2 separate regions of the Homo sapiens genome follow, and region 2 is linked to region 1. The links are chromatin loops, found by intact Hi-C in ENCODE. Cell type or tissue: PC-9. All regions are shown on one strand. Region 1 has its middle 7.5 kb from the start of MMP2. Region 2 overlaps SLC6A2 (solute carrier family 6 member 2).

The links. Peaks named below come from ENCODE experiments on the same cell type or tissue, not always from the same donor. Only the 100,000 strongest peaks of a DNase experiment are listed, where the experiment ranks them.
Region 2: it touches region 1 in a loop (14-fold over the local background); 1 of 110 quality-filtered maps calls a loop at or near these places.

What each region holds. Positions count from the first base shown.
Region 1 is chr16:55,469,716-55,473,715 of GRCh38, reverse strand. No RefSeq gene overlaps it. Among named protein-coding and RNA genes, the nearest start is that of MMP2, 7.5 kb to the left of the region's middle. RefSeq lists enhancers at 2,173-3,063, 3,064-3,955. In PC-9, no CTCF peak of the experiment used is centred here; DNase peaks (open chromatin) are centred at 1,075, 2,065, 2,725, 3,015 and 1 weaker place; H3K4me3 peaks cover 881 bases; H3K27ac peaks cover 3,846 bases.
Region 2 is chr16:55,666,503-55,670,502 of GRCh38, reverse strand. It overlaps SLC6A2 (solute carrier family 6 member 2), which reads right to left. Exons shown (of 15, transcript NM_001172501.3): 3 at 807-938. Among named protein-coding and RNA genes, the nearest start is that of SLC6A2, 13 kb to the right of the region's middle. In PC-9, no CTCF peak of the experiment used is centred here; DNase peaks (open chromatin) are centred at 1,382 and 1,962; H3K4me3 peaks cover 869 bases; H3K27ac peaks cover 3,914 bases.

The DNA of each region.
Region 1 (4,000 bases):
GGTGGCTACACTAAACAACAGATTTTCAGTGTAGATGAAACAGCCTTCTACTGAAAGAAGATCCCATCTAGGACTTTTATATCTAGAGATGAGAAGTCAATGCCTGATTCAAAGGACAGGCTGACTCTCTTGTCAGGGGTTAATGCAGCTAGTGGCTTTAAGTTGAAGCCAATGCTTGCCCGCTAATTCAAAAATATTGGGCCCTTACGAAAATTTCTTTCAAACTACTACTGCTTATTGAGAAGGCACCTGGCCACCCAAGAGCTCTGATTGAGATGTATGAGATTCATGTTTTCATGCCTGCTAACACAACATCCATTCTGCAGCCCATGGATCGAGGAGTAATTCTGACTTTCAAGTCTTATTATTTAAGAAATTTATTTCATAAGGCTATAGCTGTCATACATAGTGATTCCTCTGATGGATCTGGGCAAAGTAAATTGAAAATCTTGTGAAAAGGATTAACCGTTTCAGATGCCCTTAAAAACATTCATGATTTCATCGGAGGAGGTCAAAATATCAACATTAGCAGGAGTTTGGAAGAAGTCATTTGCAACTCTCATGGATGACTTTCAGAGGTTCAAGACTTCAGTGGAGGAAGTAACTGCAGATGTGACAGAAATAACAAGAGAATTAGAATTAGAAGTGGAGCCTAAAGATGTGACTGAATTGCTATAATCTCATGATCAAACTTGAATGGATAAGGAGCTGCTTATGGATGAGCAAAGAAAGTGGTTTCTCGAGACAAAAACCTACTCTTGGTGAAGATGCTGTGAACATTGTTGAAATGACAACAAAGGATTTAGAATATTCCATAAACTTAGTTGATAAAGGAGTGGTGGCAGGGTTTGGGAGGATTTACTTGAATTTTAAAAGAAGTTCTAGTGTAGATAAAATGCTATCAAACAGCATTGCATGCTGCAGAGAAATCTTTTGTGAAAAGAACGGTCAATCAATGCAGCAAACTTTATTGTTGTCTTATTTTAGGCAATTGCCACAGCCACCCCAGCCTTCAGCAGCCACCACCCTGATCAGTTAGCAGCCATTAACAATGAGGCAACACTCTTTGCCAGCAAAAAGACTATGACTCACTGAAGGCTCAGATGATGGTGCTCTTTTTTTTTTTTTTTTTTTTTTTTTTTTTTTTTTTTTTTTACCAATCAAGTGTTTTTAAATTAGAGTATGTACTTTTTTTTAAACATAATGCTATTACACACTTAATAGACTATAATGTAATGTAAACATAACTGGTTTTTTTATAATCAGGGTCTTACTGTGTCACCAAGGCTGGAGTGCAGTGATACAATCATGGCTCACTGCAGCTTCTACCTCCTGGGCTCAAGTGATACTCCCACATCCGCCTCCCGAGTAGCTGGGACCACAGGTATGCACTACCATGCCCAGCTAATTTTTTTGATTTTTTTTGTGGAGACAGGGTCTCACTATGTTGCCCAGGCTGGTCTCAAATTCCTGGGCTTAAGCAATGTTCCCCCCTCAGCTTTCCAAATTGCTGGGATTACAAGTGTGAGCCACTATGCCCTGCCCATAACTTTTATATGTATTGGGAAACCAAAAACTGTGTGTCACTTGCTTTATTGCAATATTTGCTTCATGGTGGCTGCCTGGAATTGAACTTGCAACCTCTAGGAGTTATGCCTCTATTTGGGATGCACCTACACTTTCACCTGTAAATGAAGTTGGTCTGACCTAAGCGTGGAGCTACCTTTAAGGTTAGATAGAGGCTTCCCGAGGTTGAAGCTTCACCAATGGGAACAGAGCCAAAAAATCAGTGGAAACCCTGGACCCAGCCCTGCCTGTAGCCAGAAGTATCCTTCACTTTTTAGTTTGTGAGCCAATAAATCTCCTCCTCTCAACTTTGAGTTTTGTTTTGTTTTTTGCTTAAAGCTGCCTGGGTTGAGTTTCTGTCACTTGCAACCTGAAAGTCTTGACTGAAACAGTGAAAGACTTTAGCTGAGAAACCTCTTAGCCGAGAAACCTCCCATCTTAAAGATAAGAAACTGCAAAGCTTCTCATCTTTAAGGTCTCAGCTCCAGTGCTGCCTCCTCAGTGAAGCCTTGCTTGACTAGTCATCCCCTAAAATGAGTCACCTCTGTGTTATTTCATTTCTGGAAGCTACTGCTGTCTTGAAACAATCTTGTAACTTTTATTTCTGACTTCTTTATTGACTTCTGAACTAGAATGTCAGTTGTGTTTCCAGTACTTAGAACGGGGTTTTGCACATAGTAGGTACTCAATAAATATCTGTTGAACAAATAAATGGTTGAAGAAATGAATGATTCTTCCATACATATGAGCAGATGGAAGGGCAGGCTCAGTAAACAGAGTTAGGGCTGGTGGGGTGGTCCCCAGGGTAGAAGGAAAGGCCAGAAAGAGCATGAAGGCTACAGAGACCCTCTACCCGAGGTCCCTGCCCTCCTTGGTTTTGTCACAGGTCCCAGGTACATCTGAGAAGCATTCAAGGGCCCAAAAGTGGGCTGGAACACACAGCCCTTAAGGAGCAGAGGCAGGGCGTTCCCCAGGGCCAAGACATCCCAGAAGATTTAGGTTCTCTGCTGGGCTCCTCAACACCAGGCTCATGGATTCCAAGCTCCAGAGGCTCAGAAGTCCTGGTTACTGTTCTTAAAACCCTTTGCCAACTTTGACTTACTCTTAAATAAAACCACAACTCCTTGCCACAGCCTGCAGAACCCTCCACACCCTGCTGTGACCTCTCTGCAGCAATCGGGATCCCAGGAGGGAGCAGATGGCCCTCCCGGATAAGGATAATTCGAGGAGAGCTTACTGATGATGGATTAATTCCAAAGCACAGGGGTAGGGTATAAGGGAAGCCAAGGGGTGGCACGCAGGGACCTGGGCCAGAAGCACCAGGCCCAGAGGGCTGACCAGAGGGAGCAGTTCCTGGAACCCAAAAGGAGGGAAAATTGCACACAGCAGAGGCCATGAATGAAGCAGCCAGCCCCAGGCAACCTCCCAGGAGGAATCCGGAAATAAACACACTGACTTTATTCTCCTCTCTCCTTCTGATCTTTTGCCAGGCTTCCCATTGGCAGAACCCAGTCCATCCCAGGGAGCACAGGAGCTGGGCAATGCAGTCTGAGGGTGGGAGGTGCAGAGCCACCTGGGGAGGCAAAGAGGAGGGCCCAGCTCTGGCTTCTATCTTTGCATTCTTTCCCTTGATCTTTCAGCTTGGGCCACACTAGCCTTCTCTCTATTCCTGAAAGATAGCAACCCTGTGGTGAGGGCCATAAAGGTGGCTGCTCGGGTCTTCTTTTAAGAAAGAACTTGCAGACCGGGCTCAGTCGCTCTCGCCTGTAATCCCAACACTTTGAGAGGCCGAGGCATGTGGATCACTTGAGGTGAGGAGTTCGAGACCAGCCTAACCAACATGGTGAAACCCTATCTCCATTAAAAATTAGCCAGGAGTGGTGGTGCATGCCTGTAGTCCCAGCTACTCAGGAGGCTGAGGTGGGAGGATTGCTTGAACCCCGGAGGTGGAGGTTGCAGTGAGCCAAGATTGCGCCACTGAACTCCACCCTGGGAGACAGAACAAGATCCTGTCTCAAAAAAAAAAAAAGAAAAGAAAAGAAAAAGAAAGAACTTGCCATTCAGCAGCAGAATGCAGTGAAATGACAGCCTCAGCCTTTAAGCCTAAGCCATCCTCCTTTCAGTCAAGCCCCAGCTAATGGTTAAGCACGGCAGGGGGCTAGAGCCTGGTGTATCTGCCTAAATGTGGGACTCTATCCTTTCTCCAGAGCTCCCCATTGGGTGGGTTGATACTTTTCAGAGCTGTGTGGAGGTCTGAGATTCTCTCTTTTCAAATATGCTTCATTCCCCCTTTTTTTTCTTAGTCCCCCAAACTTATAGCTTCATCTCAGACTCTGATTCCTGGAGGACGCAACTAACACATCTGTCCCCACTGGATTTTGCATTCAATGTTCCCTTGAACTGCAAAGCTTCTCATCTTTAAGGTCTCAGCTCC
Region 2 (4,000 bases), 200 kb before region 1:
ATCCCCGGACTTTACTGTAACAGAAGTCAATTCTCTTTTATACTGAAGCCAGTTTGAGTTGAATTTCTGACAATTAACAACAAAAAAAGTAACGAATGCACATGTCTTATAAGACTCTTGCACCAGCTGTATCTCCCACAGGACTGAGTACACAAGAGGTACTCAGGAGGCACGTGCCAGCGGAGAAGAGGCTCATGGGAGTCACACTGGCCCTCGTTGCCATCTGTGCCCAGTTCTCCAACCAGTGCTTGGGAGAGACTAACTCTTCCTCCATGCCCTTCTCCCAGCTGTATAGGGGCCAAGAAATAGCAGTTGCTCTGCCTACTTTCTGCAGATGTGTTCTTAGTCCCAAATGCAAGTAGGCTTCATGTTATATTTCAGCTGCAATCAACTAGTTGTGGCTATTGTACTAAGGATTTTGAATCAGCTTTCCGGCTGGGCTCAAAAAGATCCATGATCAACTTCTAACGCCTGCCATGGGAGCAAAAGGAGAGAGTAGTGGTGTATGTGCTGGGTACTTCTGATACTTACGTAAAAATTTCCCATACAGGAAATAGATTCTCTGGGTACTCAGCAGGTAAGCTGGATTAGAACCCAGGTTTCCAGAATTTCTATGCTAATGCTATTCCCAACACACTGAATGCTCTCCACGTAACTTGGAATGGGGGACACTGTTGACCTTGTCAATACCTGTGAATCCCACATGACAGGAGGTCTACCTTAGATCTCACCACTGGAGCAGATTCCCCAAGGGCAACAGGGAAGCCTTTATGAACAACCGTGACTTTCTCCCACCCCTTCTTTACCTTTGAAGAATGGGCAGATTTTCCAAACGGTGGCAGCCCCCTCCCGGTTGTACTGTCCCAGAGCCAGCTCCATGTAGAACAGGGGCATCCCCGCGATGATAAGGAACAGTGTGTACGGGATCAAGAAGGCACCTGGAGGACACAGGGGCAGAGTGTGACCTGACAGACCCCTGCCCCTCCCAGTCTTGGATCCGTGTCTGCAAGAGCTGCAAAGATCCTGGGCGTCTGCTCAGCTGGCTGTTTCCAAAGGCGACGCGCAGCAATCAATACTAATTATCATAAGAGTAAGAATATTTGTGGTAGTAATAATCATAACCATAATAGTGAGGTTCTGTGGTCAAATTAGTAAAATCTAGGTTAAGCAAAGCAAAATAGGTTTGCTTCTTGCAGGCTTCTCCTAGCCTTTGATACACAAGTGCATGCTGTGATGTGCCAGGAGGGGGATCACAGGTGTAGCCTTTACCAGATTTATTTAAACACTGAACTTTTTCTTTTATGAATCATCACTCTGGGAATGCCAATCTAACCCAAACCCTTCCTTTTACAGGCAAGAAAATTGAAACCAGAGAAAAAGAGACAGTGCCTAAATTTACATGACGGAGTTTCTAATTTTGCTGGCATCCTATCACATAGGGGTATATGTGGCTTGCTTTCCCAAGCATGATCTCACTGGATTCTTCTTAGAGTTTCACAACAGCCTGCAAACATAATAACCAGTCAGGGTCATTACGTACCCCCAGGGCAAACTGAGGGGCAGAGAAGGGAGTCTAATGGCTCCTTTTGGTGCTGCTGGTAGGTGATGGAAGCCGGATTCACATTCCGGCCTTGTGACCCACTAGGTCCCCACTGTTACAGGTGGCTGAAGCAAAGGGGCAGAGGTTCAAGTCTCTGACCAGGGAAGTTACCCACCCAGAACATCACAGAAACTTCATGGGGTCCCTGGGCACCAGGCAGCAATTAATTCCTGGGAGAATTCCTGGTGGACTTAGACGTGTCTGAGTTGCAGAGACAATTCTCAGTACACCCTGGCAGTCCGGGATGTGCTTAGTGGATTCTGACTCTGCGAGGTGACTCACTGGGACACATGTCATATGAGCCCCAGCTTGCAAGTGTGCCCAAAGCAACACACCAGCTCCTTTCCACGCACAGCTGGAGGTGGCCAGGCCAGATCCAAACTCCTGTTACCACTGGCCTTTAGCTAAGGTGTTGTAACCCTGGAAACCAAATACTCTCTGACCTACCCACATCAAGAAAACAGGAAATACTTTAACAATGGTAACATTAGCAATATTAACAATGGATACCAGCAGCTCACACTTGCTCGTCCCCTTCTGAGCTCCAAGCACTTTCATTCAATCCTCACCACAAAGATCAAAGATCATTATTATTTCCATTTTACAGATATGGAAACTAAGGTTTCAAGATAGCAAAGAACTGTGGCAAAGTCACATGATACCTAGGGTCAAACTCACTCAGCTACTCAGACTATCAGTCTCCACTTGTTTCTCAGGGTGCCTCTCCTAAGTAGGAAGCATGAAGTGTTGGCCCTAATGCTGAGAGACCTAGTCCCTTGTGAGTAGAAGATGGATCAGTGGTGGGGGGCAGGGCAGAAAGGGGGAAAAGGTAAAACTACTGGGAAATGAACATCTCCTGTGTATCAAGCAGGACCTGGGCTTGATCCCACTTACACTACCCAGAAACCCTCTGACATAGCAACTGCTATACCCATTTTTCAGATGAGGAAACTGAGGGTTGGAGAAATTAAATGACCTGACCGACCTTATCCTGCTGATAAGTTGTGGATCTAGGATTTGGGTCCAGGTCTGCCTGGCTCAAGAGCTCCAGAGCTGTTTCCAACATGCCCCACAGATTCTGGAACATTCCAGCCTAGATGAAGGACATGAGTCTGAATAGGATCAGAGGGTAGGTTGTTCTGAAATGGGGGATCTGGGACCAGCTAAGCCATGTGGTCTATTGGTCATAGGCTGGCCCAATGCTACAGCCACTGCTCCAGGCTGGAAGTCTCTGGAGTGGCCATGTGCTATTTCTCCCCTTCCTCATTTCTTCCTTTCATTCTCTTCCTTTCTCCCTCTCCCACATAGAAAGGGCTGGTTTGCCACCTGACCCATGTCCCTATGCACATTGCTGACAGTAATGGTGGTGCTGGTGTGCTGATGTAGATGGAGGTAGGCAGTGGGGTTGCTGAAAGTAACAAGTACCGTTTGTTGAGCACCTGTTATATGCCAAGCTGCACACAAGTTTTTACATAATTATTTATTTAAAACCACCCCTGAGAGAGAATTACCACAATCCCTTTTACAGATGAGGAAACTGAGGCTTAGAAAGGTTAAGTTGCTTGTCCAACTAGCAAGTATGAAGCTTGGCTTCAAACCTGGATCTGGCGCAGCCCCACTCTGCCTTGTGGCCAACTGCTACTCCCCTTGAGGATCTAGAGCCAGGGCAAGGGGCAGTTAGATAGCTGTATTAAACTGTTTAATAGGGCCAGGCACAGTGGCTCATGCCTGTAGTCCCAGCATTTAGGGAGGCCAAGGCAGGAGGCTTACTTGAGCCCAGGAACTCAAGAACAGCCTGGGCATCAGAGTTTGAGGCTCAGTGAGCTATGATCATGCCACTGCCCTGCAGCCTGGGTGACAGAGTGAGATGCTGACTCAAAAAAAAAAAATTTAGAGAGAGAGAAAAAGAGAGAAGAAAACAAAACAAACAAATAAACAAAAAATCTTTGATAGGCCTGAAGATGGAAGTCAGTGGCCCAAGGGAACGTGGGGAAGGAAAAAGCTAGGAGTCGCTGCTCCGACCTCGCCACTGTGGGTTGCCCCCAGCGACTCAATACTCTGCTGCATGGCCAAGGAAGGGGAAAAGCAGCATCAGCCAGTTAACCAGGCATCTCACTTTGGCCAGTTTCCTCAACTCTAAACCTCTGGGTGACACTGCCAACACATAGGTAAACTGCCCAGTTTGGAGTTATTCTTCCTCTGCTGGCTGGGAGGCACAGTAACATGAGAAAAGGAGGGAAGATGATGGGTCTGCATGTGCCTGCGGCTCTTCTCTGTGAGTGCATTTGATGTGGGCCAGCCAAAGCTTCATTCAGGTGGAAACAGATTAAGAAGACCAAAGAGTGGTGAAATGGCTAAGTAGGAATGAAAAAACAGCCAGCTACCCGCGGCCAGTGCCTT